Linked DNA regions of Homo sapiens: region 1 is linked to region 2. A link is an interaction called in ENCODE POLR2A ChIA-PET data of the cell type or tissue named here. Cell type or tissue: IMR-90. All regions are shown on one strand. Links, peaks and the distances in the headings refer to the core of each region. The heading gives the core; the rest is flanking DNA.

Region 1 (13,803 bases), core at 2,242-10,241, 56 kb before region 2:
AGTGTAACTAAATTCTGGCCAATGAAATTCATTTGACATCCGGGAAGGCTATTTGAAGGAAAATGACTCAACTAGGGCATGGGCCCTTTTGCCATTATTCCAGTGAACATATGAATAATAAGAAAGCAAAACAGCCTTATTGCTGATATTAAGAAAGTTGCAGTAGTCTGATCTAACCAGCCACAACATTCTCTTAACCCAAAGCCTAATCCAGAGCAAAGCTTTAACTCTTCAATTCCATGAAGGCTGAGAGAGGTGAGAAGGCTGTAGAAGAAAAGTTGCAAGCTAGCAGAGATTGGTTCATGATGTTTAAGGAAAGAAGCCATCTCCAAAACATAAAAGTACAAGGTGAGGCAGTGAGTATTGATGAAGAAGCTGCAGCAAGTTATCCAAAAGATCTAGCTCAGATCATTGATGAAGTTGGCTACACTAAACAAAAGATTTTCAATGTAGACAAAACAGCCTTCTATTGGAAGAAGATGCCACATAGAATTTTTGTGGCTACAGAGGAGAAGTCAAGGCCTGACTTCAAAGCTTCAAAGAATAGGCTGACTCTCTCATTAGAGACTAATGCAACTGATGACTTTAAATTGAAGCCAATGCTCATTTACCATTCAAAAAATACCAAGTCCCAGCCGGGCGCAGTGGCTCACGCCTGTAATCCCAGCACTTTGGGAGGCCAAGGCAGGCAGATCATGAGGTCAAGAGATTGAGACTATCCTGGCCAACATGGTGAATCCCTGTCTCTACTAAAAATATAAAAATTAGCTGAGGGTGGTGGTGCGTGCCTGTAGTCCCAGCTACTCAGGAGGCTGAGGCAGGAGAATCGCTTGAACCCGGGAGATGGCAGTTGCAGTGAGCCAAGACTGTGCCACTGCACTCCACCCTGGCAACAGAGCAACACTCCATCTCAAAAAAAAAAAAAAAAAAAACCAAGGCCCTTAAAAGTTATATTAAATCTACTCTGCCAGTGCTCTATAAATGAAACAACGAAACTTGGATGATGGCACATCTGTTTACAGAATTGTTTACTGAATATTTTAGGATCACTGTTGAGACCTATTGCTCAGAAAAAAGATTCATTTCAAAATATTGCTCATTGACAATGCAGCTAGTTACCCAAGAATTCTGATGGAAATGTACAAGGAAATTAATGTTGTTTTCATGCCCACTAGCAAAAAATCCATTCTGCAGTCCATGAATCAAGGTGTAATTTTGACTTTCAAGACTTAGTATTTAAGAAATACTTATTTCCTAAGGCTATAGGTTCCATAGATAGTGATTCCTCTGATGGATCTGGTAAAGGTATATTGAGAACCCATAAAGGATTCACTATCCTAGATGCCATTAAGAACATTTGTAATTCATGGGAGGAGGTCAAAATATCAACATTAACAGGAGTTTAGAAGAAGTTGACTCCAGTCCTCATGGATGACTTTGAGGGGTTCAAGATTTCAGTGGAGGAAGTCACTGCAGATGTGGAAGAAATAGCAAGAGAAGTAGAATCAGAAGTGGAACCTGAAGATGTGACTAAATTGCTACACTCTCATGATGAAAATTGAATGGATAAGGTGGTGGTTTTTTTGGTTGGTTTTGTTTTGTTTTGTTTTGTTTTGTTTTGTTTTGTTTTAGAGATAGGGTCTCACTCTGTCACCTAGGCTGGAGTACAGCAGCATAATCATAGCTCACTACAGGCTCAGACTCCTGGGCTCTAACAATCCTCCCACCTCAACTTCCCAAGTAGCTAGGACAACCAGCAAGCACCACCACCACACCCAACTGATTTTTTTCCTGTAGAGATGAGATCTCACTATGTTGCCCAGACCAGTCTTAAACTCCTGGCTTTAAGCAATTCTCCTCTGTTTTAGTCCGTTTTCACACTGCTGTAATGACATGCCGGAGACTAGGTAATTTGTAAAGGAAAGAGGTTTGACTCACAGTTCCACATGGTTGGGAAGGCCTCAGGAAACTTACAATCATGGCAGAAGGGGAAGCAAGCACATCTTACATGGCAGCAGGCAAGAGAGTGAGCGTGTGTAGGAAGAGGAATAGTCAAACACTTAGAAAACCATCAGATCTTGTGAGAACTCACTCACTGTCACAAGAATAGCATGGGGAAACCTCCCTCATGATACAGTCATGTCCCAACAGGTCCCTCCCTCAACATGTGGGGATTGTGGGGATTTTGGGGATTACAATTTGAGATGAGATTTGGGTGGGGACACAGAGCCAAACCACGTCATCCTTCCTCAGCCACCCAAAGCACTGGGATTACAGGTGTCAGCCACCATGCCTAACCTGGAATTGTTTCTTATGGATGAGCAAAGACAGGGTTTTCTTGAGATGAATGTACTCCTGGTGAAGATGCTATGAACATTGTTGAAATGACATCAGCTAATTTAGAATATTACATCAACTTACTTGATAAAGCAACAGGGTTTAGGAGGATTGACTGCCATTTTGAAAGAAGTTCCACTGTGGGTAAAATGCTATCAAACAGCATGGTATGCTACAGAGAAATCTTTCTTAAAGCGTTAACAGATACCAGGCATGGTGGTTCACGGCTGTAATCCCAGCATTTTGGGAGGCTGAGGCGGGCAGATCACCTGAGGTCAGGAGTTCGAGACCAGCCTGGCCAACATGGTGAAACCCTGTCTCTACTAAAAATACAAAAAATTAGCCAGGCGTGATGGCACATGCCTGTAATCCCAATCCCAACTACTTGGGAGGCTGAGGCAGGAAAATCACTTGAACTCAGCAGGCAGAGGTTGCAGTGAGCCAAGATTGCACCATTGCACTCCAGCCTGGGTAACAAGAGCAAAACTCCATCTCAAAAAAAAAAAAAAAAGTTAACTGGTATAGCAGATTTCATTGTTGTCTTATTTGACTAAGTTGCTGTGGCTTCCCCAGCCTTCAGCAATGACCAACCTGACTAGTCAGCAGCCATCAACAACAGGGAAACCTCTTCCACCAGCAAAAAGATTACAAGTCACTGAAGGCTCAGATGGTTGTTAGCATTGTTTAACAATAAAGTATTTTTTAATGAAAGTACATACATTTTTAAGACATAATGCTATTGCATATTTAGTAGACTACAGTGTAGTATAAAGTTATCTTCTATGTGCGCTGGTTAATCAACAATTTTGTGGGACTTACTTTATTGAAATATGTACTTTATTACAGTGGTCTGGAACCAAACCTGTGATATCTCCAAGGCATGCCTTTATGTACCGCCTCTGTCCTGAGGAGACCTCCCCAGGTCTCTGATTCTGTTGTGCGTTTTATTCTGGCATCTTTCTTCTCATATTGCTAGGATCTTTTATTGTCCCACAAATCCAAATATTCTCTACTTTTTGGAGGATACTAGCATCTTTTAAAAATGATATTCTCATTGTATTTCCTGCATAGTTTAATAAACCAGTAATTATTTTGACCATCTTCAGCAATTCTACTCTCACTGCCTCTTTTAGGCCTAGCATTTACACTTCTGATTGGGCACTTTGGGTTTATATTAAGCAGCTCCTAAATTCACCTACCTATAGAAGGAGTCACAGATACAAACCTTTGTAAGAGTTACTCATAGTAACATTTATATTCTAAAATCATTAGCTGGGTGTGATGGCACGTGCCTGTAGTCCCAGCCACCTTGGAGGCTGAGACGGGAGGCTTGCTTGAGCCTATCAGTTTGAAGGGCTGCAGTGAGCTATGGTCACATGACTGCCCTCCAGCCTGGGTGACAGAGTGAGACCCTGTCTAAAAAAAAACAAAATACAAACAAAAAAAAATCAGTTATGACTCAGCACTATAATGATTAGTTCTAAGTGTCTCTAAAAAACAATGTTTCGTTGCCAGGTGCGGTGGCTCACGCCTGTAATCCCAGCACTTTGGGAGGCCGAGGCGGGCGGATCATGAGGTCAGCAGATCAAGACCATCCTGGTTAACACGGTGAAACCCCATCTCTACTAAAAACACACACAAAAAAATTAGCCAGGCGTGGTGGCGGGCGCCTGTAGTCCCAGCTACTCAGGAGGCTGAGGCAGGAGAATGGCGTGAACCCTGGAGGAGGAGCTTGCAGTGAGCCGAGATCGCGCCACTGCACTCCAGCCTGGGTGACAGAATGAGACTCTGTCTCAAAAAAAAAAAAAAACAAAACAATGGTTCGCAAGCTTGAACACACACCTGGAACTCGTTAAAACACAGATTTTTGGCTCCAATCCCCAGGGTCTCCAATTAGGTCAGTCTGAGGTAGGCCCCACTTGCTGCTGCTGCTGCTGCTGCCGCTATGCAATCACGTTTTGAGAACCACTGTTCTAAATCATGGCAAGCAATTTGCACCCTTTCAAGCATAAGCAGCCTACCTGGCTTCCAGATGTAGCCCATCAACTACGAGTTCAGGAGGAAAGACTAGAAAAGTACTTTTGTGTTGTGCTATGGTTTGAATGTTTGTGTCCCCCTAAAATTCATGTTGGAACCTAATGCTCGATGTGAAAGGATTAAGAAGTGGGGCCTTTGGGGAAATGATTAAGTCATAAGTCATGAAGTCTCCATTTTTATGAATGGGAGTAGTGCTCTTATAAAAGAGGTTGAAGGGAGCTGCCTTGCCCCTTCTACCATTTGAGGACACAAACCATCTCTAAAGCAGACGGTGGGCCTTTACCAGACACTGAATCTGTTAGCACTTTCACCTTGGCCTTCCCAGCTTCCAGAACTGTGAGAAATAAATTTCAATTATTTATAAATTAGCTAGTCTATTTTATTTTGTTATAGCAGCCTTCACGGACTGAGACATGTTGCTACTTAGCACATGTGGTCTAACCTAAATGAAAAGCTGTAACAATTTTTCCCTTGGTATTTTTCCTTCAATAAGGAAAAAAATCTAAGCACTGATCTTAGGAGCAGTTTAGGGATGGTCAGAATCTTGTAGCCTCCAGCTGCAGGACTCCTAAACCATAATTTCTAATCTTGTGGCTAATGTTAATCCTACAAAAGCAACCTAGTCCCCAGACAAGAAGGAGGTCGGTTTTGGGAAACGGCTTTCGTCATCTTTGTTTTAAACTATAAATTAAGTTTCTCCCAAAGTTAGTTCAACCTAAATCCCAAAGTGCTGGGATTACAGGCATGGGCCACTGTGCCTGGTTAAAGTGAAACAATTTATGTGACTTTTTTTCATGTGACTCAATAAAACCACTTTATTTTCATAAAATTTTATTTTGTCTGATTGACTGATAAATATACGTAAAGCTTGGTTCTCACTGCTCCAAGCCACAGCCTGACTCCACACAGATAACAGACCATCAGTAATAAAGCCGCATCTCCTAGTCCTTGAGACCTGGGTTTCTGACCTTGAACAGTTTACTTCCATTCTTTTCGTGCCCTGTGTGTGTGTGTGTAATACAGAATGAGGGGTTAACATATATAACCTTCCATATCTTAAAGACTATGGTTCTGGGATTCTAGAGATTAGACTGAAGGAAGACCTTCTTGATCCACAATTATAATGGAAACTGGGATGTGGTGACTGGAATTAGCCAAGAAGATGATTTAACACATTCCTAAAATGACAGATATCTTAAGTAATTTCCCCCAAATGTCATGCTAGCTACTGTGTTGGGAAGAGAAGTCTTTTTTTTTTTTTTTTTGAGACAGAGTCTCGCTCTGTCGCCCAGGCTGGAGTGCAGTGGCACAACCTCTGCTCACTACAGCCTCCACCTCCTGGGCTCAGGTGATCCTCCTATCTCAGACTCCTGAGCAGCTGGTACCCATAGGCATGTCCACTAAAGCCTGCTAATTTTTGTATTTTTTGTAAAGATGAGATCTTGGCATGTTGATCAGGCTGGTCTCAAACTCCTGATATAACTGCCCAAGGGGTTCACCTTGCCCACTGCCTAGACAGAACCAATTTATCAAGACAACGGAACTGAGATAGAGAGTTATTCACACAGAGCCAGCTGTGTGGGAGGCCAGAGTTTTATTATTCCTCAAATCAGTCTCCCTGGGCATTCAGGGAGCAGAGTTTTTAAGGAAAACTTGGTGGGTGGGGGTAAGCCAGTAAGCCGGGAGTGCTGATTGGTCAGAAATGAAATCGTAGGGAGTCTTCAGGCTACACGTGAGGCCCATAATCACATGTAATCATAGCTGTCTTCCTGCACTGAGTCAGTTCCTGGGTCGGGGCCACAAGATCAGATGAGCCAGTTTATCCATCTGGGTGGTATCAGCTAATTCATCAAGTGCAAGGTCTGCAAAATATCTCAAGCACTGATTTTAGGAGCAGTTTAGGTAGGGTCAGAATCTTGTAGCCTCCAGCTATGTGACTCCTAAACCGTAATTTCTAATCTTGTGGCTAATGTTAGTCCTACAAAGGCAACCTAGTCCCCAGGCAAAAAGGAGGTCAGCTTTGGGAAAGGGCTGTTGTCATCTTTGTTTTAAACTATAAATTAAGTTTCTCCCAAAGTTAGTTCAACCTACTCCCAGGAATGAACAAGGACAGCTTGGAGGTTAGAAGCAAGATACGGAGTCAGCTAAGTTAGATCTCTTTCACTGTCTCAGTCATAATTTTGCAAAGGCGGTTTCAATGGGCTCAAGCAATCCACCTGCCTCAGCCTCCCAAAGTGCTGGGATGACAGGCATGAGCCATGCACTTGGTGGGAAGACATAAGGTGAAACATATTTATTTATTTATTTATTTTTTTTTTAGGGATGGAGTCTCGCTCTGTCACCCAGGCTGGAGTACAGTGGCGCAATCTCAGCTCACTGCAGTTCAAGCGATTCTCCTGCCTCAGCCTCCCCAGTAGCTGGGATTACAGGCATGTGCCACATTACCCGGCTATTTTTTGTATATTTACTAGAGATGGGGTTTCACCATGTTGGCCAGGCTGGTCTTGAACTCCTGACCTCAAGTGATCTGCCCACCACAGCCTCCCATAGTGCTGGGATTACAGGCATGAGCCACTGTGCCTGGTTAAAGTGAAACAATTTATGATGTTCTATATACTTTATACCATGTACATACATTAATGTCTTTTTTTTTTTTTTTTTTTTGAGACGGAGTTTTGCTGTTGTTGCCCAGGCTAGAGTGCAATGGCGTGATCTCAGCTCAGGCAACCTCTGCCTCCCAGGTTCAACTGATTCTCCTGCCTCAGCCTACCTAGTAGCTGGGATTACAGGCATGCATCACCACGCCTGGCTAATTTTATATTTTTAGTAGAGACGGGGTTTCTCCATGTTGGTCAGGCTGGTCTTGAACTCCCTACCTCAGGTGATCCGCCCGCCTCGGCCTCCCAAAATGCTGGGATTACAGGGGTGAGCCACTGTGCCCAGCCATTAATGTCTTTTTTAAGTTTCTGGCTAACTCGAATTTCCCTATTAGTTTCCCAGCAGAGAGATTTATCTGGAAACACATTTAAAAGTTGGAAAGTAGACACCAGGTTGATGGGCCTCACATGTGGCCTGAGAGTCTCTGATCTGGCTCAGCAGTTACTGCTGGGCTCAGAAGAGTGTCATTTCTGTATGGATGATCTGTTTTATTATTTTCTTAGCACTTTTACAACAATCCTGTGAGATAGGCAGGGCTTACATCTTACAGAAGAGGAAACTAAGGATGCAAGATGTTACATGACTGCCAAAAGTCATTACTGAGTGAGGATAAACATGTTAAGACCCTTTTATGAAGGATATTTTATAAAGGATATAACCTTGGTCTGGAGATCATTTTTATTTTACTTTATTTTAAAGATAGGGTCTTGCTCTGCTGCCTAGGCTAGAGTACAGTGGCACAATCTAGCTCACTCTAACCTAGAACTCCAGGGCTCAAGCGACCCTCCTGCCTCAGTCTCCTGAGTAACTGGGACTACAGGCATGCATCACCACACTCAGCTAATTTTTTTTCTTTTTTTTTTTTCGAGACAGAGTCTTGCTCTGTCACCCAGGCTGGAGTGCAGTGGCGCTAACTCGTCTCACTGCAACTTCTGCTTCCTGAATTCAAGTGATTCTCCTGCCTCAGCCTCCCAAGTAGCTAGGACTACAGGCACCTGCCACAACGCCTGGCTAATTTTTTGTATTTTTAGTAGAGGTGGGGTTTCGCCATATTGGCCAGGCTGGTCTCGAACTCCTGATCTTGTGATCCGCCTGCCTCGGGCTCCCAAAGTGCTGGGATTACAGGCATGAGCAACTACACCCAGCCTTTTTTTTTTTTTTTTTTTTTTTTAGCAGATACAGGGTCTCACTATGTTGCCCAGGCTGGTGTCAAACTCCTGTCCTCAAGTGATCCTCCCTCCTTGGCTTCCCAAAGTGGTAGTATTACAGACGTGAGCCATTGTGCCCAGACTGGAGATTTTTTTTTTTTTTTTTTTTTTTTTGGAGAGACTAGGAAAAATATAGATACCCTCAAAGCTATCTAGTACAACAGACATATCCCAGAAGCTTGTGAGCTTCTTCTCTACCACTCACCTCCCACCATAACTTAGTTTGTTTTGTCATTATAAGGCAGTTCTTTTTTTTTTTTTTTTTGAGACAGAGTTTCACTCTTGTTCCCAGGGTGGAGTGCAATGGCACAATTTTGGCTTACCGCAACCTCTGCCTCCTGGGTTCAAGCGATTCTCCTGCCTCAGCCTCCCAAGAAGCTGGGATTACAGGTGTGTGCCATCACACCCGGCTAATTTTGTGTTTTTAGTAGAGACGGGGTTTGGCCACGTTGGCCAGGCTGGTTTCAAATCCCTGACCTCAGGTGATCTGCCCTCCTTGGCCTCCCAAAGTGCTGGGATTATAGGCATGAGCCACCACACCCGGCCAAGGCAGTGCTAAGATCTTTGAAGCCATAAACTCTTAGTGGACTGAAAATTTCTTTTTGTGGCAATGCTGACACACAGGGAATCTATAAAAATCATAGATGTTGTACTGTGAAGAAGGTTGAAATAATTCCAGAAAAGTTCATCAAATACCAAAGCATTCTTTGGAAGAAAAGATAAAAAATGTTTAGTATGTGCAAAAAGGATAGAAAACCTATATTAAAGAGAAGAAAGATCTCAAATAAATAACTTAACATTCTGCCTTAAGGAGCTATAAAAAGAAGACTGAACTAAACCAAAGCTAGCAGAAGGAAGGAAATGATAAAGATAAGTGTAGAGAGAAATAAAATCATAAATACAATATAAAGAAAATGAATCAAACCAAGAGTTGATTATTTGAAAAGATCAACAAAAGTGACAAATCTCTAGTTAGCCTAAGATGAAAAAGAGAAACAACTCAAATTATTAAAATCAGAAATGAAAGTGGAAACATTACTAATGACCTTACAGAAATACAATTATAAAAGGATACTATGGGCCAGGCGTGGTGGCTCACGCCTGTAATCCCAGCACTTTGGGAGGCCAAGGTGGGTGGATCACGAGGTCAGGGGATCAAGACCATCCTGGCTAACACAGTGAAACCCTGTCTCTACCAAAAATACAAAAAAATTAGCCAGATGTGGTGGCGGGCACCTGTAGTCCCAGCTACTTGGGAGGCTGAGGCTGAGGCAGGAGAATGGCATGAACCCAGGAGGTGGAGCTTGCAGTGAGCCGAGATCGTGCCACTGCACTCGAGCCTGGGCAACACAGCGAGACTCCATCTCAAAAAAAAAAAAAGGATACTACAAACAATGGTACATCAACAAACTAGAAAACCTAGGTCAGTGTTTTGTACACAGAAAGCTACAAAACATTGCTGAAAGAAATTAAAGAAGACCTAAATAAATGGAAAGATATCCTATGCTCATAAATTGGAAGACTTAATATTATTAAAGTGTCAGAACTCCTCAAAGTGACCTACAGATTCAATGCAATCTCTATCAAAATCCCAATGGCCTATTTATGCAGAAATGGAAAAGCTAATATCAAAATTCATATGGAATTGCAAAGGGCCTTGAATAGCCAAAACAAATGATATGGTTTGGCTGTGTTCCCACCCAAATCTCGTCTTGAATTGTAGTTCCCTTAATCCCCACATGTTGTGGGAGGGACCAGGTGGAGATAATTGAATCCTGGGTGTAGTTTGCCCCATCCTGTTCTCATGATAGTGAGTTAGTTCTCACAAGAGCTGATTGTTTGTTTGTTTTGAGACGGAGTCTCACACTGTCGTCTGGGCTGGTGTGCAGTGGTGCCATCTCAGCTCACTGTAACCTCTGCCTTCTGAGTTCAAGTGATTCTCCTGCCTCAGCCTCCCAAGTAGCTAGATTTATAGGCACCCGCCACCATGCCTGGCTAGTTTTTTTTGTTTGTTTGTTTTGTTTTGTTTTGTTTTGTTTTGTTTTGTTTTATTATCATTTTATTTTTAGTAGAGACAGGGTTTCACTATGTTGGCCAGGCTGGTCTCGAACTCCTGACCTTGTGATCTGCCTGCCTCGGCCTCCCAAAGTGTTGGGATTGCAGGTGTGAGCCACCGCGCCTGGCTGAGCCGATTGTTTTATGAGGGGCTTCCCCCTTCTCTGGGCATCATTCTTCTTGCTGCCACCATTTGAAGAAGGACATGTTTCTTTCCCCTTCCACCATGATTGTACGTTTGCTGAGGCCTCCCCAGCCCTGCAAAACTGTGAGTCAATTAAACCTCTTTCCTTTATAAATTACCCAGTCTCAGGTATGTCCTTATAGCAGCATGAAAACAGACTAATACAGTAAATTGGTACCAGGCAGTGGGGTGCTGCTGTAAAGATATCTGAAAATGTGGAAGCAACTTTGGAACTGGGTAACAGGCAGAGGTTGGAACAGTTTGGAGGGCTCAGAAGAAGATAGGAAAATGTGGGAAAGTTTGGAACTTCCTAGAGATTTGTTGAATGGCTTTGACTAAAATGCTGATAGTGATACAGATAATAAAGTCCAAGCGGAAGTGGTCTCAGACGGAGATGAGGAACTTTTTGGGAAATGGAGTAAAGGTCACTCTTGCTATGCAAAGAGACTGGCAGCATTTTGCCCCTACCCTAGAGATCTGTGGAACTTTGAACTTGGGAGAGATAATTTAGGATATCTGGCAGAAGAAATGTTTAAGCAGCAGACTCCAACAGGAAGCAGAGCATAAAAATTTGAAAAATTTGAAGCCTGACAAGGCAGTAGAAAAGAAAAATCCATTTTCTGGGGAGAAATTCAATCCAGCTGCAGAAATTTGCATAAGCAATGAGGAGCCAAATGCTAATCACCAAGACAATCGGAAAAATGTCTCCAGGGCATGTCAGAGCCCTTCGCAGCAGCCCTTCCCATCACAGGCCCAGAGACCTAGGAGGGAAAAATGGTTTCCTGGGTTGGGTCCAGGACCCCCCCTACTGTGTGCATCACTTGGTGCCCTGCATTCCAGCCATTCCAGCCATGACTAAAAGGAGCCAAGGTACAGTTCAGCCCATGGCTTCAGAGGGTGCAAGCCCCAAGCCTTGGCAGCTTCCACATGGTGTTGGGCCTGCGGGTGCACAGAAGACAAGAATTGAGGTTTGGAAACTTCTGCCTAGATTTCAGAAGACGTATGAAAATGCCTGGATGTCAAGGCAGAAGGTTGCTGCAAGGCTGGAGCCCTCATGGAGAACCTCGGCTAGGACAGTCCACAAGGGAAATGTGGGGTCAGAACCCCCACACAGAGTCCCCACTGAGGCACTGGCTAGTAGAGCTGTGAGAAGAGGGCCACCATCCTCCAGAATCTAGAATGGTAGATCCACTGACAGCTTGTGCCATGAGCCTGGAAAAGCCACAAACACTCAATGCCAGCCTGTGAAAGCAGCCAGGAGGGAGGCTGTACCCTGCAAAGCTATAGAGGCAGAGTTGCCCAAGGCCATGAGAGCCCACTTCTGGCATCAGTGTGCCCTGGATGTAAGACATGGAGTAAAAGGAAATCATTTTGGAATTTTAAGGTTTAATGACTGCCTCATTGAATTTTGGACATGCATGGGGCTTGCAGCCCCTTCATTTTGGCCAATTTCTCCCATTTGAAATAGGGCGAATTTACCCAATGCCTGTACTCCCATTGTATCTGGGAAGTAACTAATTTGTTTTTGATATTACAGGCTCATAGGCAGAAGGGACTTGCCTTGTCTCAGATGAGACTTTGGGCTTGAACTTTTGAGTTAATGCTGGAATGACTTAAGATTTTAGGGGACTGTTGGAAAGGCACTATTGTGTTTTGAAATGTGAGGACATGAGATCTGGAAGGGGCCAGGGATGGAATGATATGATTTGGCTGTGTCCCCACCCAAATCTTACCTTGAATTGTAATTCCCATAATCCCCACATCTCATGGGAGGGACCAGGTAGAGAAAATTGAATGCTGGGGGCAATTTACCCCATCCTGTTCTCATGATAGTGAGTTCTCACAAGATCTAATGGTTTTATAAGGGGCCTTCCCTTTCACTGGGCACTGATTCTTCTTCTCCTTGCTGCTACCATGTGAAGAAGGATGTGTTTGCTTCCCCTTCCACCATGATTGTAAGTTTCCTGAAGCCTCCCCAGCCCTGCAGAAGTGTAAGTCAATTAAACCTCTTTCCTTTATAAATTACCCAGTCTCAGGTATGTCCTTATAGCAGTGTGAGAACAGACAAATACAACAATCATGAAAAAGAAGAACAAAGTTGGAGGACTCATATTTTCTGATTTCAAAACATACTACAAAGCTGTAGTCATCAAAACACTGTGGTGTTGGCATAGAGATTGACATAAAGACCAATGAAATAGAATTGAGAGCCAAAAAATAAACCTATACATCTAAGGCCAATTGATTTTTGACAAGCATGCCAAGACCATTTAATGGAGAAAGAATAGTCTCTTCAATAAATGGTACAGGGACAATTGGACATTTACATCCAAAGAATGAAGTTGGACCACTAACAACGACATACATAAAAATTAACTAAAAATGCATCAAAGACCTAAAAGTAAAAGCTAAAATTATAATATCCTAAGAAGAAAACATGGGGCATATCTTCAGAACCTTGGATTTCACAGCTTCTTAGGTATGACACCAAAAGCAGGAGCAATAAAGAAAAAATAAATGGGACCTAATCAAAATTTAAAACTGGGCATAGTGGCTCACACCTATAATCCCAACACATTGGGAGGCTAAGGCTGGATGACTGCTCAAGCACAGGAGTTTGAGACCAGCCTGAACAATATAGCAAGATGCTGTCTCTACAAAAAAAATTTAAAAATTATTCATGGGCCGGGTGCAGTGGCTCATGCCTGTAATCCCAGCATTTTGGGAGGCCAAGGTGGGTGGATCATGAAGTCAGGAGATCGAGACCACCCTGGCTAACATGGTGAAATCTCGTCTCTACTAAAAAAATACAAAAAACTAGCCAGGCACGGTGGCAGGTGCCTGTAGTCCCAGCTACTCAGGAGGCTAAGGCAGGAGAATGGCGTGAACCTGGGAGATGGAGCTTGCAGTGAGCCAAGCTCATGCCACTGCACTCCAGCCTGGGCGACAGAGTGAGACTCCATCCCCAAAAAAAAAAATAAATTTATTAATCATTCATGGTGGCAAGTGCCTATAGTCCCAGCTACTTGGGAGGAACACATGAGCCCAGGAGTTCAAGGTTACAGTGAGCTATGATTGTGCCACTGCATTCCAGGATAGGTGACAGAACAAGACTCTGTCTCAAAAAAAAAAAAAAAAAAAAAAATTAAAATTTTAAAACTTTAGTACATCAAAGAACACTACCTAGAAAGTGAACAGAAAACCTACTAAATGGCAAAAATAATTTCAGAGCCTGTGCAGTGGCTCACACCAATAGTCCCAGCTACTCATGAGGCTAAGTTGAGAGAATTGCTTGAGCCCCAAAGTTTGAGTCCAGCCTGGGCA
Region 2 (15,789 bases), core at 4,708-12,707:
CCCCACCCACATCCTGCTGATTGGTCCATTTTACAGAGAGCTGATTGGTCCATTTTACAGAGAGCTTATTTGTCCGTTTTGACAGAGTGCTGATTGGTGTGTTTACAATCCTTTAGCTAGACAGAAAAGTTCTCCAAGTCCCCACCGATTAGCTAGGCACAGAGTGCTGACTGGTGCATTTACAAACCTTTAGCTAGACGCAGAGTGCTGACTGGTGCATTTACAATCCTTTAGCTAGACAGAACTAATTTCTCCAAGTCCCCACCCGATTAGCTAGGCACAGAGCGCTCATTGGTGCATTTACAAACCTTTAGCTAGACAGAAAAGTTCTCCAAGTCCCCACCGGACCCAGAAGCCCAGCCAGCTTCACCTCAGACACCAGCACTTTGGGAGGCCGATGCAGGTGGATCACCTGAGGTCGGGGGGTTCAAGACCAGCCTGACCAACATGGAGAAACCCCGTCTCTACTAGAAATACGAAACTGGCCAGGCGTGGTGGCACATGCCTGTAATCCCAGCTACTCGGGAGGCTGAGGCAGGAGAATCACTTGAACCTGGGAGGCAGAGGTTGCAGTGAGCCGAGATCATGCCATTGTACACCAGCAGCCCGGGCAACAAGAGCAAAACTCCATCTCAAAACAAAAACAAAAACAAAAACAAAAATTCCATCTGTACAATATGTACAGACGGTTTTTTGTTTTGAATATTTTCTATCTGTGCTTTGTTGAATCCATGGATGCAGAACCCATAGATACGGAGGGCTGACTCTACTAACAAATTATAAGCACATTCACATGTATTAAAAAAAAATACAATCATAGCACGTCTTCTGTTTCGTAGCCTGCTTTTCCACTTATATCACGGCCCTCTTTTTATTTCTTTTTTTTTTTTTGAGAGGGCCATGGTGGTTTGCTGTACCTATCAACTCATCAGCTAGGTTTAAGCCCTACATGCATTAGGTATTTGTCCTAATGCTCTCCCTCCCCTTGTTCCCCAGTCCCCGACAGGCCCCTGTGTCTGATGTTCCCCTCCCTGTGTCCATGTGTTCTCATTGTTCGACTTCCACTTATGAGTGAGAACATGCGGTGTTTGGTTCTCTGTTTCTGTGTTAGTTTGCTGAGAATGATGGCTTCCAGCTTCATCCATGTCCCTGCAAAGGACATGAACTCATTCTTTCTAATGGCTGCATGGAATTCCATGGTGTATATGTGCCATATTTTCTTTATCCAGTCTATCATTGGTGGGCAATGATACATATATATACCTATGTAACAAACCTGCATGTTCTGCACATATATTCCAGAACTTAAAGTAAAATAAAAATTTTAAAAAAATTAGCCAAGCATAGTGGCCCAGGCCTGTCTCTCTCTTTTTTTTTTTTTTTTTTTTTTTGAGACAAAGTCTCTCTCTTGTCCCCCAGACTGGAGTGTAATGGCATGACCTCGGCTCACAGCAACCTCCGCCTCTCAGGTTCAGGTGATTCTCCTGCCTCAGCCTCCCGAGTAGCTGGGATTACAGGCATCTGCCACAACACCTGGCTAATTTTTGTATTTTTAGTAGAGACGGGGTTTCACCCTGTTGGCCAGGCTGGTCTCGAACTCCTGACCTCAGGTGATCCGCCCGCCTCAGCCTCCCAAAGTGCTGGGATTACAGGTGTAAGCCACTGTGCCCGGCCAGGACTGTCTCTTAAAAAAAAAGAAACTGCAAATATTGGATGTAATCTTAAATAAATGAGGATTTATACCTATGGGTAATTTCTGTTACCCCAGAAAAAACATTTATTTTACATTTTAGCCATGAAGTACTTATGTCTTTCTGGAAAAGCAGTGATTTGTTAGAACTGATTTCCTTACCAAGTCTTCCAACAGAATAGGTGAGATTATAACAGTGATCATAATATAACTGTTTTTTAAGTCAAGTTCTTTGAAGTATTATTTATATTCAGTAAAACTACCATTTTTAGTATATAAATTTATGAGTTTTGATTAATACATACAGTCATGTAACAGTAATCAAGATATAGAACACTTACACCACCCAAAAAATTCCCTCATGGTCCTTTGGTGGCAATCCCACCCCTACTCCAGCCTCTGGCAACCACTGATCTACTTTCTATCTCTATACTTTTGGCTCTCCCAAAATTCTATTTAAATACACTCATGCAGGCTGGGCATGGTGGCTCATGCCTGTAATCCCAGCACTTTGGGAGGCCGAGCCGAGTGGATCATTTGAGGTCAGGAGTTTGACACCAACCTGGCCAACATGGTGAAACCCCATCTCTACTAAAAATACAAAAGTTAGCCAGTCATGGTGTACACACCTGTAATCCCAGCTACTCGGGAGGCTGAGGCAGGAGAATTGCTTGAAACCAGGAGGTGGATGTTGCAGGAGCTGAGATCACACCACTGCACTCCAGCCTAGGTGACAGAGTGAGACTCCATCTAAAAAATAATAATAATAAATACACTCATGCAGATTTATTTCATTCATTATGCAGGCTTATTTTATTCAGCATGATGCTTTTGAGTTTGATCCAAGTAGTGGTGTATACCAATAGCCTGCCCATTCCTTTTTATCACTGAGTAGTATTCCATCACATGGAAGAACCACAATTTGTTCCTCCATTGAAGGACATGTAGATTGTGTTTCCATCTTGGGTGATTATAAATAAAGCTGGTGTAAACATTAACGTACACATCTTTATGTGACTATAAGTTTTTGTTTTTGTCTTTGTTTTTGTTTTGAGCTGGAGTCTCACTCTGTCGCCCAGGTTGGAATGCAGTGGCACAATCTCTGCTCACCTCAACCTTCACCTCCCAGGTTCAAGAGATTTTCCTGCCCCAGCCTCTCAAGTAGCTGGGACTACAGGCATGTGCCACCATGCCTGGCTAATTTTTAAATTTTTATTTATTATTTATTTATTTATTTATTGAGATGGAGTCTCGCTCTGACGCCAGGCTGGAGTGCAGTGGTGCGATCTCAGCTCACTGCAACCTCACCTCCCAGGTTCAAGTGATTCTCCTGCCTGAGTCTGTCAAGTGGCCAGGACTACAGGCACACACCACCATACCTGGTTAATTTTTGAATTTTTAGTAGAGATGGGGTTTCACCATATTGGCCAGGCTGGTCTCAAACTCCTGACCTCGTGATCTGCCCACCATGGCCTCCCAAAGCTGTGGGATTACAGGCGTGAGCCACCATGCCTGGTATAATTTTTGTATTTTTAGTAAAGACGGGGTTTCCCCATGTTGGTCAGGCTGGTCTTGGACTCCTGACCTCAGGTGATCTGCCCGCCTCAGCCTCTGAAAGTGCTAGTGTTACAGGCATTAGCCACCATGCTCGGCCAAGATCTGATAGTTTTATAAAGGGCAGTCCCTTGCACAGATTCTTTTACCTGCTGCTATGTGGGACATGCCTTTGTCCCTCCTTTGCCTTCTGCCATGATTGTGAGTCCTCCCCAGCCATGTGGAACTGTGAGTCCATTGAACCTCTTTTTCTTTGTAAATTGTCCAGTCTTGGGTATGTCTTTATTAGCAGCATGAGAATGGACTAATACAGAGTTGATGCAGTTTTGAGTCCAAAATCTACCAAGGAGGCCAGGAGCCTGAAAGGTCAGGCAAGGTTTCTGTGTTGCAGTCTTGAGGCAGAACTGCTTCTTATTTGGGGAACCTTAGCTTTTGCTCTCAAGGTCTTCCAATGATTGGATGAGGCCCACCCATCATTAGGTGAGATCATCAGCTTTACTCAAAATCTACTGATCGTAAATGTTAATCACATCTTTAAAATATCTTCATAGCAACATCTATACTGATGCTTGACCAAAAAACTGGGTACTATAACCTAGTGAAATTGACATATAAAATTAACCATCACATATGGGCCAGGCACAGTGGGCTCACACTTGTAATCCCAGCATTTTGGGAGACTGAGAGGGGAGGATGGCTTGAGGTCAGGAGTTCAAGACTAGGCAACATAGTAAGACTCCATAGATACAAAAAAAAAAAAATTAATTAGCTGGACATGGTGGGATGCATCTGTAGTCCCAGTTATTTGGGAGACTGAGGTTGGAGGATCTCTCAAGCCTGGGAGGTTGAGGCTGCCCTGAGTCATGCTCACACCACCACATTCTAGCCTGGGTGATAGCACAACCCTGTCTCAAAAAAATAAAAATTAAATTAGATCAAATTAACCATCACATATGGTAAGTGTGTTTAACTGCCAAATTGTTTTCCAAAGCAGCTGTCCCCTTTTCATTCTCACCTCCAATGTATGAGTGTTCATGTGAGTGATTACTTATAAACATTCTTGTAGCCAAAACTCTTAGAGTATACATTCAATTTGCTATAGCATTGGGATATTTAAAAAAAGTCAATCTTGCTGTACAAAAGGGAAAATAATTTTCTCTCTATCCTTTGTAGTTCTTGGTTGGGACAGAGTGACAGACATCTGTAGCCAAAGACAGATTAACAAACAGGTTTATTAACATGTGTACATAGGAGATATCTGTTGAAATTGGTAAATCTCAAAGAGATGGCTTTAAATTTAGTCTTAAATACCATCGTGTGCTGAAACGAGAAAGAATGATATTGGGAAGGCTGGTTATGTGGAGATGCTCAGGAAAAACAAGGGTAAGGTTTGTTATGCAGATTTCAGCCAGTGCCTTCTCCATTTATACACATCTTAGTGACTTTGTCATCCATCTCTTCCTGGTACAGAGAAGGAGGCACTCTTACAAATGGAGATTCCCTTTATAGATATAAATTTCTCTTACAAAACGATAACTTCTAGTACTCTGTTTTCAGAATTTCTCCTGTGTCTGCAGTTTCTCAAAATAATCAGCTCAAAATAATCCTTATGCCAAAAAACCATTATTTTGGAGCAGCATATTCTGGTCCTCAGCACTGCCATCAGAAATTTGTTTGTAAACAAACATCCAGTATGAGTGTTTTGACTTTTAAGTGTTGACCTTAGGAGGAAGTACATTTATTGTAATGTAGCTTAAAAAGGGTAAGTAAGCTGTTTCATGTTACATCACTAATAAACTGGCTTACTAGCTAATATGTCTCATCCTTCAAAGGCTGGCAAGTATTTTAAAATCTAACCTACCTTACGCATGCCCTCAGCAGAAACCAATATCTTAATTAGAAACAACAAATCAAAAAACCTAAATGGTGTTAAAGAGCACCCGCTTCCCAGACATTTGTTCTTAATTTCCTCCCCAGTAGGAGACGTTAGCTCTTATTATTTTAAATTTGCTTTTATTTTTTTAAGAGATAGAAGTCACAGCTCAAGAAGAGAGAGAAAATTTGCCTTCCTCAATCCTTTTGTATGTTTGCTTTTAATGAAAAGTGAGGGGTTTATGTAAATCGGCTGTGACTCCTCAGGTACAAGTAGAGGCTAAGGATAGCTACTCCTGTTCTTCAGTAGAAAGATGCTTAGCTCCATCTACACTCAGCTGGTCATCTCGTTACCATGGTAACACCATCCCTCCTCCTCACTCTCGGGAGCTTTGCCTGCCTCTGCTGATGGAAGGGCATTGCCACATTTGCATCAGAAATTAAATAATACTTTCCAGGACAGATCGTACACAAGGGCTGGGGTCACAGGGATCACCAGTATGGCCTTGATAGAGGTGAGCAGAATTAGTCCAATGGTTACAGTATTTCTCTTCAGCATCATTTCCCAAAAAAGAATAGAAAATTGATGACTCAGAACTTAGTAAGCTTGTTGATTAGCAGGGTACCAAGTGGGAGTATTCTCTCCAAAGTAACAACAAAGAGCGGGAGCTTTCGGCAGCAAGCCTGCCAGGTTTTCAGGACTGTTTCCCGCTGTGCCCCTCAGTGCATGGCCCCACACTGCCTCAGAAACCTTCTTACATTGTAGGCAGCTGCTTGTTCGGGATCTGTCTCTCTCTCTCTCTCTCTCTGGAGCCCACCTCCATCTTCTGCCTTCATTCTCGTCTGTTGGCCTGCATTTCTTCTTAGGCTTGTTTTACAGTGACTGCTTGCCCAGTGATCAGTTCGTCCTGCTGGTGGACTTTGCCCCAGGATCCTTCCCCTACCCCGACCCTATCACCGGAGGTGGTTGCTGCGGTGTCTGGGAAAGGAGTCCTGCCAATTCCTCTTCCTGGCACTCGTTCTCCTGGTTTCTCCCTTCCTCTTGTCCTCTTCCTCGTTCCCTACTCCCACACTTCCTTTTTCTTTCTCTCTCCTGTTTTTCCTTTGCTTCTCCTCTTCTCAACCTAAAATTTAGCACCCTCCAAAACACAGCCACACATATTTCACCCTACTGGTGACACTGTAAATCAAAAATACAATTCTAATGCCCCCCAAAACCATCTGAATGGACTTCCTCCTTGGCCAGGGTACATGTTCTCAGGATCTCATGAGGGCTGTGTCACAGGCCATGGTCACTCATATTTGGCTCAGAATAAATCCCTTAAGTAATTATTGTTGACTCTTTTTGTTGACAGTAATTTGGTGCCTCAGAGAAGACTCAGGACCCTGAAGGAGTTAGCCAAACTCGGAGCTAAGGTACTAGCAGGGAACCATTGAAGCCTCCCTGACTTCGAGCTTCTCCAACCAGTGGAGCTGACAAGTCCTCCTGAGCCCTGGACCTCCCTTTGGTCGACGGTCCTTAATTTGTTCTGAGCCGATTTTTTCCTCCGAGGAAGTTATTGTTTAGGATTGTTTTTTTTGAGACAGAGTCTCACTCTGTCGCCCAGGCTGGAGTGCAGTGGCACGATCTCAGCTCACTGCAAGCTCTGCCTCCTCCGGAGTTCATGCCATTCTCCTACCTCAGCCTCCTGAGTAGCTGGGACTACAGGCACGCACCACCACACCCAGCTAATTTTTGTATTTTTAGTACAGACGGGGTTTCACCTTCTTGGCCAGGACGGTCTCTATCTCTTGACCTCAAGATCCGCCCGCCTCGGCCTCCCAAAGTGCTGGGATTACAGGCATGAGCCACCACGCCCGGCCTGTTTAGGATCTTACTTCTAGTTCGGAGGTACATTCTAACGGGGCTTCTCCATTACTTTTTCTTCCAAAAGTAATCTTGATTTGGCTTGCCTGTGCATATTTGCCTTGGGAACTGAAATGTTGTTTTCATAGGTAAATAAGAGACTGAGTTCCCTCAGCTCTGAAGAGAAGGCCATTTTGTTTCTCCCAGCCAAAAAGAACCCCTGGGTGACAGGGGGCCACATGGGAATGTCTGTGGGGTTGACCCCCGTGACATGCGGCGGCCTTCAGGGAACCCCCAACAAAATTAGTTTAAAAAGGGCTTGTCCAGGAAGTGCATATAGGACCTGGTCACTCCGTGCTTTGAGCCCTCCCAGAGGTGCTTAGACCTCTGGAGAGAGAAACTGAGACATGTAAGAGGGCGTCAAGAACTCTGTGGTGACACGGTGGAGTCCAACCCACAACCAGCACACTTAACCCACCACACTGAACTCTAGACCACAGCTCAGCCCCTCCTTTTCAAGAAAAAAAAAGTGGGCAACAAATAATCTAAGAATGAGGAAAAAACAAGAAGAATGACAGCTTTCAGGCGCTCTGTTGGTTTTATGGTGCCACTCCTTGCAAGTGTTTGTATAAAATGAACATATTATGGTCTTTCTGCACATTTACGTCAAGGGAAAAGAGCCCAAAGTTCGAAATGTAATTATAGGGTTTCTAAGTTCTCTTTTTCTCTATTTTCTTTTCTGCCTTCTTTAAATCCACTGTTTTTTTTCTTTTTAAAAAAATTTTAAAATAATTTATTTTGATATAGGGTCTCACAATGTCACCCAGGCTGGTCTTAAACTCCGAGGCTCAAGCAGTCCTCCCACCTCAGCTTCCCAAAGTGCTGGGATTACAGGCATGAGCCACTATGCCTGGCCTGCTGTTTTCTACTGAGATAAAAACCACTGTTTGGAGCCAACCATTTTTTGTTTGTTTCTTTGTGTGTTTGCTTTTTGCAAGCCTGTGAATTTGTATTAATAACTCATGGCTAGAGTTCTGAAGTAAAAGCTATAGAATCGTGTGTGTGTGTGTGTGTGTGTGTGTGTGTGTGTGTGTATTTAAAAGGCCTTTTTGTTTTGTTTTGTTTTTCATTTTTTTCTCCTATGACCATGTTCTTACTGAGAAAGTTTTTTTAGAAAAATAGTGTCTAACATCCTGGGATTCCTTAAAGTAAACAGAGAAGTTACCAAACTCCTTTTAAGGAAGAAACCTCTTTTTCCCTGTTGAACCCCAAGAATGTAAACAAATGTGTTTTCTCTCAGATCTTAAACTGCTTGCTTCTATATTGTGTTATCTGATTTTTTTCCAGCTAAAATAGTTATTACAACAGAGGCTACTGTTTGATGTTTAAAATAAGGAAGAATGTAGTTTAGACACTTAGAGAAATGTCTTTGTAAAAAAAAAAGTTGCACTGTAAAAGCATCATCTAGCCTCATAATTCTCTTTTTGGAGATCCAGTGCTCAGAGCTTAAAAGAAGACTTAGGGCCAGGCACAGTAGCTCACACCTGTAATCCCAGCACATTGGAAGGCCAAGGTGGGCAGATCACCAGAGGTTAGGAGATCGGGACCAACCGGGCCAACATGGTGAAACCACATCTCTAATAAAAATACAAAAACTAGCTGGGCATGGTGACGCACACCTGTAGTCCCAGCTACTCGGGAGGCTGAGGCAGGAGAATCACTTGAACCCAGGAGGTGGAGGTGGCAGTGAGCCAAGATCATGCCACTACATCCAGCCTGGCAACAGAGCAAGACTCTGTCTCAAAAATAAAAAAGAGAAGACTTAAATTAGAACTAATGAAAAATCGTGGATAGGAGACAGGACTAACATGCAGCTCCTGCTTGGACAGACAGAACAGTGTCTGGAGACTCACATTGTGAACTTTTGCTTCAAGAACCACTGCAGGAACATACCAGGAAAACCAAAAGAATTCAAAGACCCTTTGAAAGAAGTGGCTTGCCGTTGCAAACACCACAAGACAGCCAAAAAACTGTGAGTTCCCAAAGTGTGAGAGGAGGAAAAGAAAGCCTCCAAACACACATCTTCACTGGGGAAACTGAAAATCCAGGTCACAGGAGAAGGATTTAACCTTACCTACAGCTGAAACAGATTTAGGGAGCTGAGTGAAATATAAAAGCAGAAGAAGCAGTGGGAAGATCCCTGTAGGCACTCCCAGTCTCCAGCTCAAGCCTAGTGAAGCCATTCCTGGCTTTATCTCACAGAGGTCTTTGGGGAAGTGAAGACAGCCAGTGGAACTGGGGAGGAGCCACAGAGAGAAGAAAGCTCCTAGCTGAACTTTGTAATAATTTTGACTGAGCACTAATTTTTCTGAACAGAATCAGGTGGGGCAAATGGGGAAGTGCCGATACAAGCGCAGAAGCCACAGCCTACAGTGCAGGCAGGTGGGAAGGGGTGAAGCCTGAGAGCCCTGTTTGCTTTCTCAATAGGGAGGCTTGTACCCTGGGGCAAGATCTCACCCCTGCATGCGGGCTGCTTGGATATAAACTCAGTGCGGTTGGTGGGAGCATGGTGGGAGTGAGACTGGCCCTGCTGGCTGCATGGGAGCTAGGTAAGGCCTGTCACTGCTGGCTTTCCCCCACTTACCTGGCAACCTGTATGATGCAGCAGAGGTGGCCATAATCCCCTGGGAACATAACTCCATTGCTCTGAGAACCACTCCCCTACCCCCAACAGTGGCCATAGCAAGCCCCACCCATGGGGAGTCTGATCTCAGACTCACCCAACCCTGCCCCCACCTGATGGTTTTTGTCTACCCACCCTGGTAGCTGAAGACAAAAGACATAAACTCTTGGGAGCTCAATGGCCCCACCCATCGCTTGAGAAACCTGAGAACTTATCCTGGCCAATATAGAACTAGCCTATATCTCCCTTCTACTATCACAGCTGGTGCTCTCTTAAAAGTGCCACCTCCTGGTTGGAGGCCATCAACTCAAGCCATCACAGTAACACATAACAGAACGACCCGGCTCTAAAGGAGAAAACAACAGCTAATTCCACTGCCTGCAACACCCTAGCTAACCAGAGGTCCTGAGTCTGTCCACGTGACAACTTCACTGCTAGTATAATCACTATTCAAGAAAACCAGCACACTAAACAAAACTACAACCAAGGACTCGCAGAGTCCAGTTCACTCCCCTTTCTTTCTTTTTTTTTTTTTTGAGACAGAGTGTCACTCTGTCACCCAGGCTGGAGCACAGTGATGCAATCTCGGCTTGCTGCAACCTCCGCCTCCCAGGTTCAAGTGGTTCTCCTGCCTCAGCCTCCTGAGTAGCTGGGATTACAGGCACGTGCCACAACGCCCAGCTAATTTTTTTATTTTTAGTAGAGATGGGGTTTCACCATGTTGGTCAGGCTGGTCTTGAACTCCTGACCTTGTGATCTGCCCACCTCAGCCTCCCAAAGTGCTGGGATTACAGGCACGAGCCACCATGCCTGGCCATCCACTCCCCTTTCATCTCCACTGGAGCAGGTGCTGGCAGCCATGGCTCAGGGAACTAGAGATGGATCACATTACAGGACTCTTTGCAGACCTTCCCCAGCACCAGCCTGGAGCCTGGAGCTGAGTGGCTAGACCCAGAAGAGCAATAAAAATCACTGCAGTCTGGCTCGCAGGACCCCATCCCTAGGGAAAGAGGGAGTGCACCACATCAAGAGATCAAGAGCGACAAGAGCGAAACTCTGTTTCAGAAAAAAAAAAAAAAAGAACAGAGCCTCCAAGAAATTTGGGATTATGTTAAATGACCAAACACATGAATAACTGGTGTTGCTGGGAAAGAAGAGAAATCTAAAAGTTTGGAAAACTTATTTGAGGGAATAATTGAGGAAAATTGCCTGGTCTCACTAGAGATCTAGACATCCAAATACAAGAAACTCAAAGAACATCCGAGAAATTCAGTGCAAAAAGATCATCACCTAGGCACATAGTCATCAGGTTATCTAAAGTCAAGAGGAAGGAAAGACTCTTAAGAGCTATGAGACAAAAGCATCAGATAACCTATAAAGGAAAACCTATCAGATTAACAGCAGATTTCTCAGCAGAAACCCTGCAAGCCAGAAGAGATTGTGGTCCTATCTTTGGCTTCCTCAAACAAAATACTTACCAGGCAAGAATTTTGTATCCAGCAAAACTAAGCTGCATAAATGAAGGAGATATAATTTTTTTCAGACAAACAAATGCTGACAGAATTCGCCACTACCAAGCCAGCACTACAAGAAATGCTAAAAGACGTTCTAAATCTTGAAACAAAACCTTGAAATACACCAAAATAAACCTCCTTAAAGCATAAATCTCACAGGACCTATAAAACAATAACACAATGAAAAAAAAACAACAAGGTATTTAGGCAACAATTAGCATGATGAATAGAACAGTACCTTACATCTCAATACAAATGTTGTATATAAATGGCCTAAATGCTTCACTTAAAAGATACCAGGCCAGGCATGGCGGCTCACGCCTGTAGTCCCAGCACGTTGGGAGACCAAGGTGGGCAGATCACATGGTCAAGAGATTGAGACCATCCTGGCCAACATGGTGAAACCCCGTCTCTACTAAAAATACAAAAATTAGCTGGGCATGGTGGTGTGTGCCTGTAGTCCCAGCTACTCGGGAGGCTGAGGCAGGAGAATTGCTTGAACTCAGGAGATGGAGGTTGCAGTGAGCTGAGATTACACCACTGCACTCCAGAGGCCAAGCATAGTGGCTCCTGCCTATAATCCCAGCACTTTGGGAGGCCAAGATGGGCGGATCACCTGAGGTCAGGAGTTTGAGACCAACCTGGTCAACATGGCGAAAGCCTGTCTCTACTAAAATTACAAAAATTAGCCAGGTGTGGTGGTAGGTGCCTGTAATCCTAGCTACTTGGGAGGCTAAGGCAGGGAGTATTGCTTGAACCTGGGAGGTGGAGGTTGCAGTGAGCCAAGATCATGCCACTGCTAATGACACCTTTGAGAGATCTCTAAGCTGATCTCAAAGGTGCTATCACCCAAACCTAAACCTGATGCCAGAGCAGGCTGACCTCTGCCTCCATCAGTGCCACAAGCTGCAACCAGGTCCTGAAGGCCCAGTTCTTCACATCCTCAAAGTCTCTCAACAAATCAACTCCTCCAGCTTCAGGCTCAGCCCAGGCCAGAGATCTGGGCAGGAGCACACACCATACTCATCTCTGGTCTGTGTCCCTCTCTCTTCTCTGCCCCCAAAACTCCTCTCTTCTTTAATTACAAGGTAAAGTCGTCTTGTATTCACTTTTCCTTTTCCCTAAAAATTTGCAACAGCAGAAGCATTCATGGAAATCACTTACACTTAAATAAAAATAATCCAAATAACCTTAAATACCAAATTCCAGACCTCTCCTATAATATTCATGGGAATGCCCAATTGTAAAAAGGGCTAGAATTGCCAATTACTGTACTAACTCTGGTGGAAGAGGTATATCTGTGAAAAGAAAATGAGATCTCAGGACCCCAAACTCACTATGCCAAAGGAAAAAGTTAAGCTTGAGAACTGAGTCAATGCGAAAACTGCCTTCCTTTCATTCCCAAACACATAGCTGTAATTTCACATGCTTATTTTGTCTTATGTGAAATGTAGATTTACTGAGCCAAGAGGACTGCATAACTGACTCCTCCCCTTTCTCTTCACATGTAAAATGTAGATTCACAGAGTGCTAATCAGAGTTTCACAAGAATATAACCACTTGCCTCATTGCCTACCCCTCCTTTTTTTTTCACTTTCTTCATCCTCCTGTTTGCTCTTTCCTATTTAAATACTGAAGTTTCCAAAACTCTCTTGGAAAAAAGCACAGGACACAGATCCTACTGTGACTTGTGTTTCTTGCCCCCCAGCCCCAGGCACATCCTCAACCTTGGCAAAATAAACCTCTGAATTGATTGAGATCTGCCTCGGTCACTTTTTGGTTTACGTGTCTATGAGAGCCTGAAAGTGTTTTTGAGCAATTTGAAAGTTCACACTGTCTTCTCTTGCTAAGAACCGATTGTATCAGAGCAAGGGTAGAAAGCATTAAAAGGTTTCTCAGTTGGTTCACCTTTTTTTCCTTGAATTTTGGTCTGTCACTTCACTGATCTTGTTATTTTCCAGCTGGATTCTTTCCATCTTAAGAAATCTCTTTTCTTGGCTGGAGAGAAACACACACTAGAAGGTTCACAGTAGCTCTCTCATGGAGGAGGAATTTGGAATTGTTACTTCTTCTTTATATGTTCCTGTAATTTCCAAAGTTTTTATGATGAGACACATGAAGTGCTGAAAATAGAAAAATGCTGTTTTTAAAAAGAAGAAAATCTGTTTTCATTTTACATTTATCTTTATTAAAACCCAATTCAAATAATTGGACATTTCTATTTTTTCCTTCCTGGATGAAAAAATTAATGTCTAAGCAGCTTGCATTCATTAATACCACTAACATGATGATTATTCTCTACCCTCCTTAACACTGAAGAAATTCCCTCCACATTTTGCATCCTAGTTAAGTTAGATTTTTAAAGAAAGTATGAACATAACTTCAGCAATCTAAATCATAGAATTAAAAATAAAAATTCTGGCTCACGCCTGTAATCCCAGCACTTTGGGAGGACAAGGTGGGTGGATCACAAGGTCAGGAGATTGAGACCATCCTGGCCAACATGGTGAAACACCGTCTCTACTAAAAATACAAAAATTAGCTGGGCGTGGTGGCATGTGCCTGTAGTCCTAGCTACTCAGGAGGCTGAGGCAGGAGAATTGCTTGAACCCGTGTTACGTATAAAGTTTCAGTGCCACAAAAGAAATAGCACTCGAATATAAAATTTTCTTTTTAATTCTCAGCAAGGCTAGGTACTTCTATAGAAGGGTGCGCCCTTACAGATGAAGCAAAGGTGAGCACGCACTTGGACAAGGGAGAGGAAGGATTTTTTTTTTTTTTTTTTTTGAGACTGAGTCTTGCTCTGTCGCCTAGGCTGGAGTGCAGTGGCGCGATCTCGGCTCACTGCAAGCTCCGCCTCCCGGGTTCATGCCATTCTCCTGCCTCAGCCTCCCGAGTAGCTGGGACTACAAGCGCCCGCCACCACACCCGGTTAATTTTTTTGTATTTTCAGTAGAGACAGAGTTTCACCGTGTTAGCCAGGATGGTCTCAATCTCCTGACCTCATGATCCACCCACCTCGGCCTCCCAAAGTGCTGGGATTAAGGGCACGAGCCACCTCTCCCAGCCAGGGGAAGGGGTTCTTATCCCTGACCCACGTGGCCCCTGCTGCTGTGTTGTTCCCCTATTGGCTAGGGTTAGACCACACAGGCTAAACTAATTCCGACTGGCTAATTAAAAGAGAGTGACAGGGTGAGTGGTTTGGTGGGAATTTTGATTATGACAGAGTAGGTAATAGGAATGAGTCAGGGTGGAGCAGGTGATTGAAATGAGTCAGGGTGGAGCAGGTAATCAAAAAAGCTTGCTTTATGAGGAAGTTTAAAAGTAGAAGGCAAAGAATTGAACATACTGACATATTGATTCTTTGAAAAGAAATTTAGAACTCATATCTAACACCCAGGAGGCAGAGGGTGCAGTGAGCCAACATTGCACCACTGCACTCCAGCCCGGGCAACAGAGCAAGATTCCCGTCAACATGCATCTGTATGAAGAGACCACCAAACAGACTTTGTGTGAGCAATAAAGCTTTTTAATCACCTGGGTGCAGGTGGGCTGAGTCCAAAAAGAGAGTCAGCAAAGGGTGGTGGGATTATCATTAGTTCTTACAGGTTTGGGATAGGCGGTGGAGTTAGGAGCAATTTTTTATGGGCAGGGGGTGGATCTCACAACGTACATTCTCAAGGGCAGGGAGAATATTACAAAGTACCTTCTTAAGGGCCGGGGAATATCACAAAGTACATTATTGCAAGGGCGGGGAGGGTGTATTGTCATAAGGTCAGTTGATCAGCTAGGGTGGGGCAGGAACATCACAATGGTGGAATGTCATCTTTTATGGTTCTTCAGTTGCTTCAGGCCATCTAGATGTATATGTGCAGGTCACAGGGGATATGATAGCTTAGCTTGGGCTGAGGCCTGATAACTCCGTCTCAAAAACAAAATAAAAAATAAATAAATAAATAATAAAAATAAAAATTCTAACACCAGAAGAAACAGCAACTAAAATAAGAAAATCAATCGGAAAAATAGCTGTCAGATGATAACCTGGAGAAGCTGAGCAGATGACAACATGAAACAGAATGGGCTTATTGTAAGACTGCCCAGGCAAATTTTATTACAATAGAGTTTTTGAAATCAAGAGAGAGAAAATAAATGTGTTGAAAGCCAGCTGTCTATACTGCACAGTACACTTAACATCTTGTGGGTATGAAATAACACTTGAGTTTATTTGGAATCATTTTAGAAATACTGTCTAATCTCTCTTTCCCTCAGTTTCCTCCTCTGTAAAGTGGGATAGTAACACCAGTAGAGGTGTTATCAGAATTAAAGGAGATGTTCATTCATTTATTCAACTAGTAGTGACTTAATTTTGATGTGAATAGTTGAGGAATTGATTAACCAGTTTAAAGATTTCCCCACCCTTTTGTCTCTCACTTTCCCCCCCTCCTGTCTGGCTTTTGATAACTTCAATCCCTTTCATTTCCCCGCCTCAGTGTGCAGATAGGGGTATAAAAGGAAAATCAGTCCATTTTGTTTTCTATTTCAGCAGCTTCTGGTTAGAAAGTGCTATTGAACAAATAAGGGCTTTAATTGACCAGTCTTCAGTTTCATTATCCATGCTCTCCTGGTCTTT

Evidence for each region. ChIA-PET counts read pairs that join two places held together with the same protein. Peaks named below come from ENCODE experiments on the same cell type or tissue, not always from the same donor. Only the 100,000 strongest peaks of a DNase experiment are listed, where the experiment ranks them.
Region 1: POLR2A ChIA-PET joins it to region 2 with 10 read pairs; 5 of 35 experiments call an interaction of 5 or more read pairs at or near these places.

The regions. Positions count from the first base shown.
Region 1 is chr9:15,311,915-15,325,717 of GRCh38, forward strand. No RefSeq gene overlaps it. Among named protein-coding and RNA genes, the nearest start is that of TTC39B, 12 kb to the left of the region's middle. In IMR-90, for the core only: no CTCF peak of the experiment used is centred there; no DNase peak of the experiment used is centred there.
Region 2 is chr9:15,365,176-15,380,964 of GRCh38, forward strand. No RefSeq gene overlaps it. Among named protein-coding and RNA genes, the nearest start is that of SNAPC3, 50 kb to the right of the region's middle. In IMR-90, for the core only: no CTCF peak of the experiment used is centred there; a DNase peak (open chromatin) is centred at 8,206; H3K27ac peaks cover 2,432 bases.